3 separate regions of the Homo sapiens genome follow, and all the other regions are linked to region 1. A link is a contact called in ENCODE Hi-C data. All regions are on one chromosome and are shown on one strand. The core of a region is the stretch at or near the end of the contact, and the rest is flanking DNA. Distances in the headings are between cores, read along the strand shown. Region 1 holds the start of EEF2K (eukaryotic elongation factor 2 kinase). Region 2 holds the start of THUMPD1 (THUMP domain 1 NAT10 acetyltransferase adaptor). Region 3 holds the start of ACSM3 (acyl-CoA synthetase medium chain family member 3).

Evidence for each region. Hi-C counts contacts between places; a loop is a spot of excess contacts on that map. Pooled maps may share reads with other maps.
Region 2: a loop to region 1 is called in a pooled map, with 5 times the contacts of the local background. The contact joins the promoter of THUMPD1 here to the promoter of EEF2K in region 1. A Hi-C loop is called at or near these places in 2 of 168 maps with a recorded cell type or tissue (B cell and CD4-positive, alpha-beta memory T cell), 10 of 37 single-sample maps with no recorded cell type and 19 of 50 pooled maps.
Region 3: a loop to region 1 is called in a pooled map, with 7 times the contacts of the local background. The contact joins the promoter of ACSM3 here to the promoter of EEF2K in region 1. A Hi-C loop is called at or near these places in 2 of 37 single-sample maps with no recorded cell type and 9 of 50 pooled maps.

What each region holds. Positions count from the first base shown.
Region 1 is chr16:22,204,900-22,207,891 of GRCh38, forward strand. It overlaps EEF2K (eukaryotic elongation factor 2 kinase), which reads left to right and starts at 1,379. Exons shown (of 18, transcript NM_013302.5): 1 at 1,379-1,780. RefSeq lists silencers at 1,150-1,449, 1,610-1,879.
Region 2 is chr16:20,740,366-20,743,357 of GRCh38, forward strand. THUMPD1 (THUMP domain 1 NAT10 acetyltransferase adaptor) reads right to left here and starts at 1,453. Exons shown (of 4, transcript NM_017736.5): 1 at 1,144-1,453. The coding sequence starts at 1,374. It also overlaps a transcript of ACSM3 not described here. RefSeq lists enhancers at 639-728, 759-898, 1,199-1,248, 1,259-1,528.
Region 3 is chr16:20,762,508-20,765,499 of GRCh38, forward strand. It overlaps ACSM3 (acyl-CoA synthetase medium chain family member 3), which reads left to right and starts at 1,507. Exons shown (of 14, transcript NM_005622.4): 1 at 1,507-1,618. RefSeq lists an enhancer at 1,644-1,773.

The sequences.
Region 1 (2,992 bases), core at 129-2,628:
CTGGGCAGACAAAAATGACAGAGGCTCAGAGAAGTAAAATAACTTGCCCAAGGGCCATAGAGCTTTAAGCAGTAGCGTCTTTTTTTTTTTTCCAATCTTGCTTTGGGCTTGGACAGACTAGTTCAGCATCTTTGATCTTCCCTTCCTGCCTGACGGCCCCAGGGTCAGAATTCCAGGTGCAATTTTGTCTTGCCAAAAGCTGGAGTTTACTCTCTTTGGGGTTTATAAATAAGGAAAAAAGTTCTTTGGAGAGCCTGAACTTTGAAATCAGAGAAGTCTGGATTTACTGCTGGCTCTGCCTTTTCTAGCTGCCTCACCTGGGGCATGTCATTATCTCTATAAGCCTCAGTTTTGTTCTTTTTTCTTTTTTATTTTTTTGTTTTTGTTTTTTTGCGACGGAGTCTCATTCCTTCACCCAGGCTGGAGTGTAGTGGCGCGATCTCGGCTCACTGCAACCTCTGCCTCCAGGGTTCAAGCGATTCTCGTGCCTCAGCCTCCAGAGTAGCTGGGACTACAGGCGCGCCCGGCTGCTTTTTTGTATTTTTACTAAAGACAGGGTTTTACCGTTTTGGCCAGGCTGGTCTCGAACTCCTGACCTCAGGTGATCTGCCGGCCTCGGCCTCCCAAAGTGCTGGGAAGATGGAATGAGAGAAATCCCTCAAAACATGTCATTGTTACTACTTTTCTATCTAGAATGTGTGAAATTTCTAAAATTTCACTAACAAAGTATCTGGAAGGACCTAATATTAAAGTGTTCACAGTAGCTATTAGTTTTAATTCGTTTTCTTTTTTATACCTTAGCCACTCTACCACTCATGCCACAGGTATTTATTAAGCATCTACTGTGTGCCACCCAGGCCCTGTGTCAAGAGTTAGGAATAACTAAAGGAGATACTAATTTTAAAACTACACAAATAATTGCAATCGTCATACGTGCCTGTTTTTACAAAGCAGAAATCAGGAAAAACAAAGTATTTCCGATAAAAAATATTTTAAGGTTATGGATAGAGATACATACAAACAAGCGATGGGCTTGGATCACTAATGATTTTGGAAAGGACAGGAATACAGGAACTAAGCGAGAAGCAGGCGAGAATGGCGAGGCGCGGCGGGAGAGGACGGAAGTTGGTCACTCCCTCGAATTGCCCCCTCGCTGCCGGATGCTAGGCCAGCCTTGAGCAGGAGAACCGGACACTGTGTACTCAGCAGGGGGAGCCAAGACTTAGCGCTAACCATTGCACCTGGGGCTGGGAGCCAGCGCCGGAGCCAGGAGGCCCGCTAGGCGGCTGCAGGCGCTGTGATGGCCACCTGGGGGCGGCCACGTGAGCGCCACGCCGTGCGCCCGCCAGGCCAGCCCCGCCCCTGCCCGCCCGCTTCTGCTCAACCTAGACCAGCCCCAGCTTCAGCCTCAGCTCCCCTCCTTCCTGGATCGAGCGCCCGCACTCCCGGCCCTGCAGCCACCCGAGTCCCGCTCGCTGTCGCCTGCACGCGAGTCCCCCCTGGCACGCGCTCCCACATCCCGGGATCGTCCCAACGGCCCCTGCGCCCTTCCTGGGATCACTCCGACTGCCCCGCGCGCCCTGGGATCGGTCCATCTACCCCGCGTGGCCCCAGCTGCTTGCCCGGAGCGCCAGCTAGCGCTCCCCGCTCTCCGCTCCCCGGCACTCTCGGGGGGCCCGCCCGCCCTGCACCCTGGAGCTCCGGGCCGCGAGCCTCTGCCAACTCCTCTGGACCCTCGCGGCCGTGGGCAGCGGCTGCCGCGCCTGTCTGCCCGAGGGAGGTAGGTGTGGACCGCGGCCGGCAAGGCTGTGGGGGGCTGGGAGCCCGCGCTGCAGGCCTGTGCGCCCGGGTGCAGCTGGCGTCTGGAGCGTGCTGGGTCTGGGCTTGGGAATGGGGCCGGAGAAGGCATGGAAGGAGAGTGTGGGGGCGCTTCTCCTCTGGTTGTTAAACTCTCTGGGGCTAAGTGCTTGCTTTGGAGAAATGGGGAAGTTGTGCGGATTAAAGGCGATGTGGATATGGAAAGCAATTGGCAAGCAATGGGCGGTGATCTGGCTGCAAGTGACAGAGAGTTTGGGGGCCTCCCCCCTCGGGGCCCCTAGAGTGTGGGCGCATCGCTGCCTTCCTGTCCCCTGCAGGGCTCAGAGCCGCATCCCCCACCTTTCCCCTGAACTAGAGGCCTGCGTCAGCCCGAATTCCCGGAACCTCCAGGACTGTATAGACGCGCCCTTGCTGCATTGTTGGCTGCGGGAGTTTGTTGGCAGGCGCTGCTGACATGTGTGCCAAGGGGCTGGGCATTAATAAGCCGGTGGCCGCGCGGGGGTGGGGGCCTCCCGGGTAAGCCCCGGCCTAGATCCTTTTGCGCGCGCCTGGGGGATTTCGGGGAACCAGCCCAGCTGCGCCCTGAGTGTGACAGATGGGCCGCATGGGGAAGTGAGATCTGCCCAGGGGGACGGTCCCAGGGAGCCCGACCTCTGGGACCTCGGTGGTGGGTGCTTCTTCAGCCAGGAAAGCAGGAAACACTAGGGCTGGAGTCCTGGGTTGGAATTCTAGCTCATTTATGCTCTCTGGCCCTCGGTTTTCTCATCGGTAAAATGGGTACAGTATTAGTATCTACCACTTAGTATCCTTGGAAAGAGTAGATGAGTATGTATATGTCAGGTGCTTGGAACAGTGCCTGGCACACAGTGTCATAGTCTATGGCCCCGGGAGACATCTGATGGCCAAGAGCCCTGTGGTTGAGGGCCCTGGACAGGCTGTGAAGTCACAGCGAATTGAGTCACGTAGTCTATCCTAATGTTTTTAGCGAGGAGGAAACCGAGGGTCAGAGTGATCCCCAGGCCCACAGAAGCTCCCTAAGAGGAAGCCAGTCACATAAACAGATTCTAAAAAGCGAGATGGAGTAAATGGGAATACAGAGCAAGCAGGTGGGAGCTGAGAATGCCCACTGTGTGTGTAAAGGGGAGAGGGTTATGGGGGAAGGCTTCCTGTAGCA
Region 2 (2,992 bases), core at 203-2,702, 1.5 Mb before region 1:
CCTCCACCTTGGGTGACAGAGCAAGACCGCTTCCAAAAAAAGAATTTGCTTAAAGTACAGGAGTAGACAGGATATGTGCTTGTTGCCCAGCTCTCTGCCCCCTAGTGCCCAACGAAATTGCCAGTCAGGCACAATAATAATTGTATACATTTACAGAAACTTTATTACATACCAGTATGTATTTTATGTACATAAGCAACTCACTAGCCAGTCTTAAAGTATTCTCTTTTTTATCTAGCTCAGCAGCATCAAATAATGTGCCCATGTCCGAGTCCCCAAGCTAGTAGAGGATGAGCCGTGAATTTAAATTCCCTCTGTATTACCCTTCTTCATTTAATCCCTCAGTGTGCGTGTGTGTATTGGTCCAGATTCTAAGCCAGTAATATGATTTCCAAACACTAAGACTTTAGGTGATATTGGTAAAAGTTTTTACGTTCTAAAATGTATTTTAAGTGCAGTAACTAGCATTAGTAGTAAACCTATTATTTCAGAAATATTATTGCTTCAGGTAAACACATTATTACTCCAACTTCACGAGGCTGTCATGAAAAATGTGTTTCTGAAAGAGCTTCAGCACACCGCCTGGCCCTCAATGAGCAATCCTTAAGTGGGAGGTAGGCCGGGCTCAGTGGCTCGCGCCTGTAATCTCAGCACCTTGAGAGGCAGAGACGGGAGGATCGCTTGAGTGTAGGGTTTAGGACTACCCTGGGCCAAACAGTGAGACCCCTTATCTACAATTTACAAAACTTAGCCGAGAGTGGTGGCGCGCACTCATAGTCCCAGCTACTCTGGAGGCTGAGACAGGAGAAGTCGAGGCTTCCCTGAGCTATCATCACGCCACTGCACTCCAGCCTCGGCAACAGAGCGAGACCCTGTCTCACAAAAATAAAAATAAAAGTAATGGGAGCTACCGTGGTTACTGATGGCAAGAAAAGGTGCAAGCACTTCAAGCACAAAACCGATAGCACCGAAGTCTGCGAGCGTCTCAGGACTAGGGACGGAAACGCCGGCGAGGCCACGCCCCTACAGCCGTCACGCCGACGACCCGAGGCGCGCATGCCCATACCAGCAGCCATCCCTCCACCCTTCCCTCCTCCCGCAAGGCCTGGCAGCCGGCCCGCCCGCCCACCCCGGGACCGGTACCTTTTCTGGCCCATACATGTCGTCGCCGTATTCGTTGAGGAGGCTGTAGGCCTCCTCCACGCACTTGCGCTCGTTCATATTGCAGGTGATGAGGATGCCCTGTAGCCCGGGCTCTAGCTGACGGGGCCCGCCAGCGTCGCAGCGCCGAGCGCGCTTGGCCAGCACATACTGAGCCTTGCCTTTGCGCTTCCCGCCGCCAGGCTGAGTAGTCTGCTGGGCAGGGGCCGCCATGGTGTGCGCAAACTGAGAGGAAAGAGAAACGTTTCTCCGCTGCTGTTGGCGTCCTCGTCTATCGCCGGCGCGAACTGGTGACGTCGGATATGAGCGACGGCCTCCCCTAGCCGGCCTCGAAGCCTCATTCCGTGCTGCGCCAGGTCCTAAGGCCGGTCTGCAATCGTGAAAGGGGTGGAGTGATACCCGCCCAAGCCCCGCCTCCTGCCCCGCCTCCCGACTGCAACCTGAATCCAGTAGAGGCAGCATAGCAGCCATTCTGGAAGTGGTGTCGGTGGCTCCTCAAGCCCTTGAAGCTGGCTCCAGCCATATAGCTTCTTCCACCCAACCTTGGTACCTGTTCCTCCAGCCTTCCCTATAATTCTGCCAGCTACTGTGGAGGAAAAGTTAAATATTAAATTTGAACTCAATTGAACGTGGACACAATGGTCAAGTCCCGTAACAGGTTGCATGAGCCCCTTGAGGCATTCATTCATCCAGCACTGTTACAGATAACTCTGTACCTGTACTTGAGTTATTGAAAAACAGACAATCACAGAAACAAGTTGACCTTTATGTGTTCCTTGAGCCCAGTCGAGAAGGGCCCTCGTGACTGGGCCTCATGCCAATCAACGCATTACAAAAAGAGCCAGGGTCGGCCGGGCACGGTGGCTCACGCCTGTAATCCCAGCACTTTGGGAGGCCAAGGCAGGCAGATCACGAGGTCAGGAGATGGAGACCATCCTGACCAACATCTCTACTAAAATGCAAAAAATTAGCCAGGCGTGGTGGCGCGCACCTGTAGTCCCAACTACTCGGGAGGCTGAGGCAGGGGAATCACTCGAACTCGGGAAGCGGCGGTTGCAGTAAGCCGAGATCGTGCCATTGCACTCCAGCCTGGCAACAAAGCGAGGCTCTGTCTCAAAAAAAAAAAAAAAATGAGCCAGGGTCCCAGGCCACACGGAAGCTTCTTGAGACCCCTCCTCCTCTGTGCACGGACAAGTGGCTGACTCTGGAGCCCAGGCTGTTGCTTCCCGGTCTGGTGATGAATCCAACATAGTCTGGTGCGTGTAAATATATATATATATATATATATTTTTTTTTTTTCCCTTCTCCCCTTCCCATTGCAATTTGCTTACTATATCATTTGCTTATTATATCTGCATTGCCATTTACGTGGGATAAAGGTTGTTTACCCCCAAAGGTATTGTATGTTTGTCTATTTTTTTTTTTTTTTTTTGAGATGGAGTCTCGCTCTGTCGCCCAGGCTGGAGTGCAGTGGTGCGATCTGGGCTCACTGCAAGCTCCGCCTCCCAGGTTCACCCCATTCTCCTGCCTCCCTCCCGAGTAGCTGGGACTACAGGCGCCCGCCACCACGCCCGGCTAATATTTTTTATTTTTAGTAGAGACGGGGTTTTACCGTGTCAGTCAGGATGGTCTCAATCTCCTGACCTCGTGATCCACCCGCCTCGGCCTCCCAAAGTGCTGAGATTACAGGCGTGAGCCACCGCGCCTGGCCGTATTTTGTCTTGTTTTTTCCCCTCGCGCATTTCCCACATAGAACAGTTACTCAAAAGGCTTCCAGTAAATTCCATTTCAGCCTCAATTTTCCAGGCTATGTTTCTATTTCACTTAAAAC
Region 3 (2,992 bases), core at 257-2,756, 1.4 Mb before region 1:
GTTCTCAAATTTGTCAAGAGACATAACTATAGAATTCAGCAATACAGAAAAAGAAATATACAACAGGACCAAGCAAGGTTTATTCCAGGGAGGCAAGGCTGGTTCAATATTAGAAGATCAGTGTAATCTATCTTATTAACAGGCTAAAGAAGAAAAACACCACATGCTTATAGTAACTGATGCAGAAAAAACACTTGCCAAAATTCAACACCTATTCATGATAAAAACACTCAGAAAAAAATAGAAATAGAGGAGAATTTCCTCAACTTGATAAAGGGCATCTACACAAAACCTACTACTAATATTGTACCTAACCATGAAAGACTGAATGTTTTCCCTCTAAGATCAAAAGCAAGGCAAGGATGTCTGCTCTCATCACTCTTATTCAACGTAGAGCTAGACACTCTAGCCTGCGCAATAAGGCAAGAAAAGGAAATAAAACGCATATAGATCTGAAAGAAAGAAGTAAGATCTGTTTACTTATTTACAGGTAATGTGATTACACAGAAAATCCCAAGGAATCAACAACAAAAGACTCCTAGAACTCAAAAGTGACCAACAAATTCCTCTTTAAGTAAAGTTGGGTCTCTCACATGTAATTGAAAGAGTCCTTTATTTATTCACATATCCATCAACTATTTATTGAATGCCTAAAATTTGCCAGTAGCTATTCCAGGCAATAGATACACCATCAAACAAAAAGAGTTCTTACCCTCAAGGGTGATAGTAAGAGATGTAAAAAGTTAAAAAATGGTAAAAGAGAAAAAATGAAGAGTGCTACTTTAGAAAATGAGGTAAGGGAAGAGTTATTTAATAAGACACCTCAGAAAATGAGGAATTTGGCCAGGGGGATATCTGAGGAAAGAGTTCCAGTCAGTGGAAACTGTGAATTCAGAAAGCCTGAGGCTGAAACAGGCAAGTGTGTTTGAGAAAAAGCAAGGAGGCCGGTGGCTGTGCAGAGTGAGGCAGAGGAAGGAGAATGGGCTGTGGATCAGAGGACCCTGTGCCAGATCATACAACTCCTTGCAGTTCATGTAAGGACTCGGATTTTACCTGGAGTGGAAAAAGAAGCACTGAAAGATTTGAGCAGGGGAGTAACCTGATAGCGTTTATGTTTAGTCCTGCCACTTCGACAGATAAACGCACCAATGGGCTTGATGAGATTTAGGCCAACCCATAACCGCCCCTCAACTTCTTTCCTTTCAATTTCAAAACTCCTCTATGGCTTCCTCCATCTGTTCTTCCTTCTGAGAAGTGCTCTCTCTGCCCCTTTACAGAACTAACCACTTCGGCAACTCCTTGGACACTTTCCTTCTTGTTAATAATTTGCTTTCTCCGCCCCTCAAAAGCTTGCTGTTTCTGTAAATCATTACCTGTAAGAGGAACCGCTGGGAGTCCTGTAAACTTTAGCCCAGAGCTTGGCTCCTCCTCCAGAATGTCTCCACCAATCAAGGAAAGTGTTTTGGGCCAGTCTTGCTCCTCCGGATTGTCAGACTGCTCCTCCCTCTTCTTTAGACTGCCACGAGGAAAAAGCAGATGTGAGAACTCAAGGTTCAGGGCTGCTCTTCTAAGAAACAAGTCTGCCATAATCTCCATCTGTGTTGGAATCTGTTAACTAGTGAGTACCTCATCTCCCCTCCTGTGTAAGATTTCCTGAACTGGCACATCTGTTTTTTGAGCAAAGATAACAAACAGATGAACAAAACCAACAATCAAAAATGCTGTCATTAAAGTCTTGGGCAGCCAAAGTTTCTCTCAGAATTTCTCAGTTGTGTGATACTATCTATTAAGTGATGAGGAGTATGCACACACAAAAGGCTATAAATGTAGCAGCTGAGTTTTCATGTTGAGCCTTTTGGTGCTATTTGATTTTTTGAAAAACTATGTACATGTATTAAGTTGATAAATTTTTTTTTTAATTTTAATTGAACCAGATGCGGTGGCTCAAGCCTGTAATCCCACCACTTTAGGAGGCTATGGTGGGCAGATGCAGATCACTTGAGGCCAGGAGTTCGAGACCAGCTTGGCCAACATGGTGAAACCCTATCTCTACTGAAAATAAAAAATTAGCCAGGTGTGGTGGCAGGTGCCTGTAACCCCAGCTACTTGGGAGCCTGAGGCAGTAGAGTCACTTGAACCTGGGAGGTGGAGTTTGCAGTAAGCTGAGATTGCATCACTGCACTCCAGCCTGGGTGACAGAACAAGACTCCATCTCAAAAAAAAGACCAGGTAGTGGCTGAGATTTTCATTGTACTGTCTGCTTAGCTCCCCACCTTGCTCAGTGACAGATGGGAATCCATCTTCTGCATCATCCAGAAAGTATGTAAATTACTTCCAGGAAACTTTGGGAAACACAGATGCAAACCTAAGAGCAGCCAGTTTTCTCCTTTAGGTGGTCAAGGGCAGCTGCAAAAGTTCTGTATAGGAGGGGCTTCAGGCAGGGTCTGGTTGGGTTTGGAGACAACAGCAGTGAATTTACCTTGCGTTGAGGCTGTATATGTTAAACTACTGTTATTACTTGGATACTTAGAGGGAGGGATGTTTAGGGAGCTGTGGGGAGGCTAAAGCCCCCTTGGCTGTAGGGACAAAGAGCTTGCATTTCAGATGAGACCTTAAATACTTTCAGAAGCCTATCTGACCAGGGGTGGTACTGTCTTTCTTAGAAGAGTTTTCCTTACCAATGTTTCTGTGGCTCAGTATAAAAATCTGGAGTCACCCTGGGAAAGTTATCTCAGCAATTTTACCTACAAATAATTTTATAAACCTGGGAAATAGAAGTTGTAAAATGCTAAGATCGATGAAAAGGGAGGAAAAGAACTTTGTTGAGGAGAAGGTAATCTTATGGTTTTGATGAAGAGGATGTCGATATTTGCTTTTTGGTAGAACAGAATGGTTAGGTTCATTTTAAGCTCCAAATGACTGATCAATTTTCTTTTCAACATACGTTTGAAGGATTCTGAATGTGGTGTAGAGTATTGTATGGGAGCTAGGG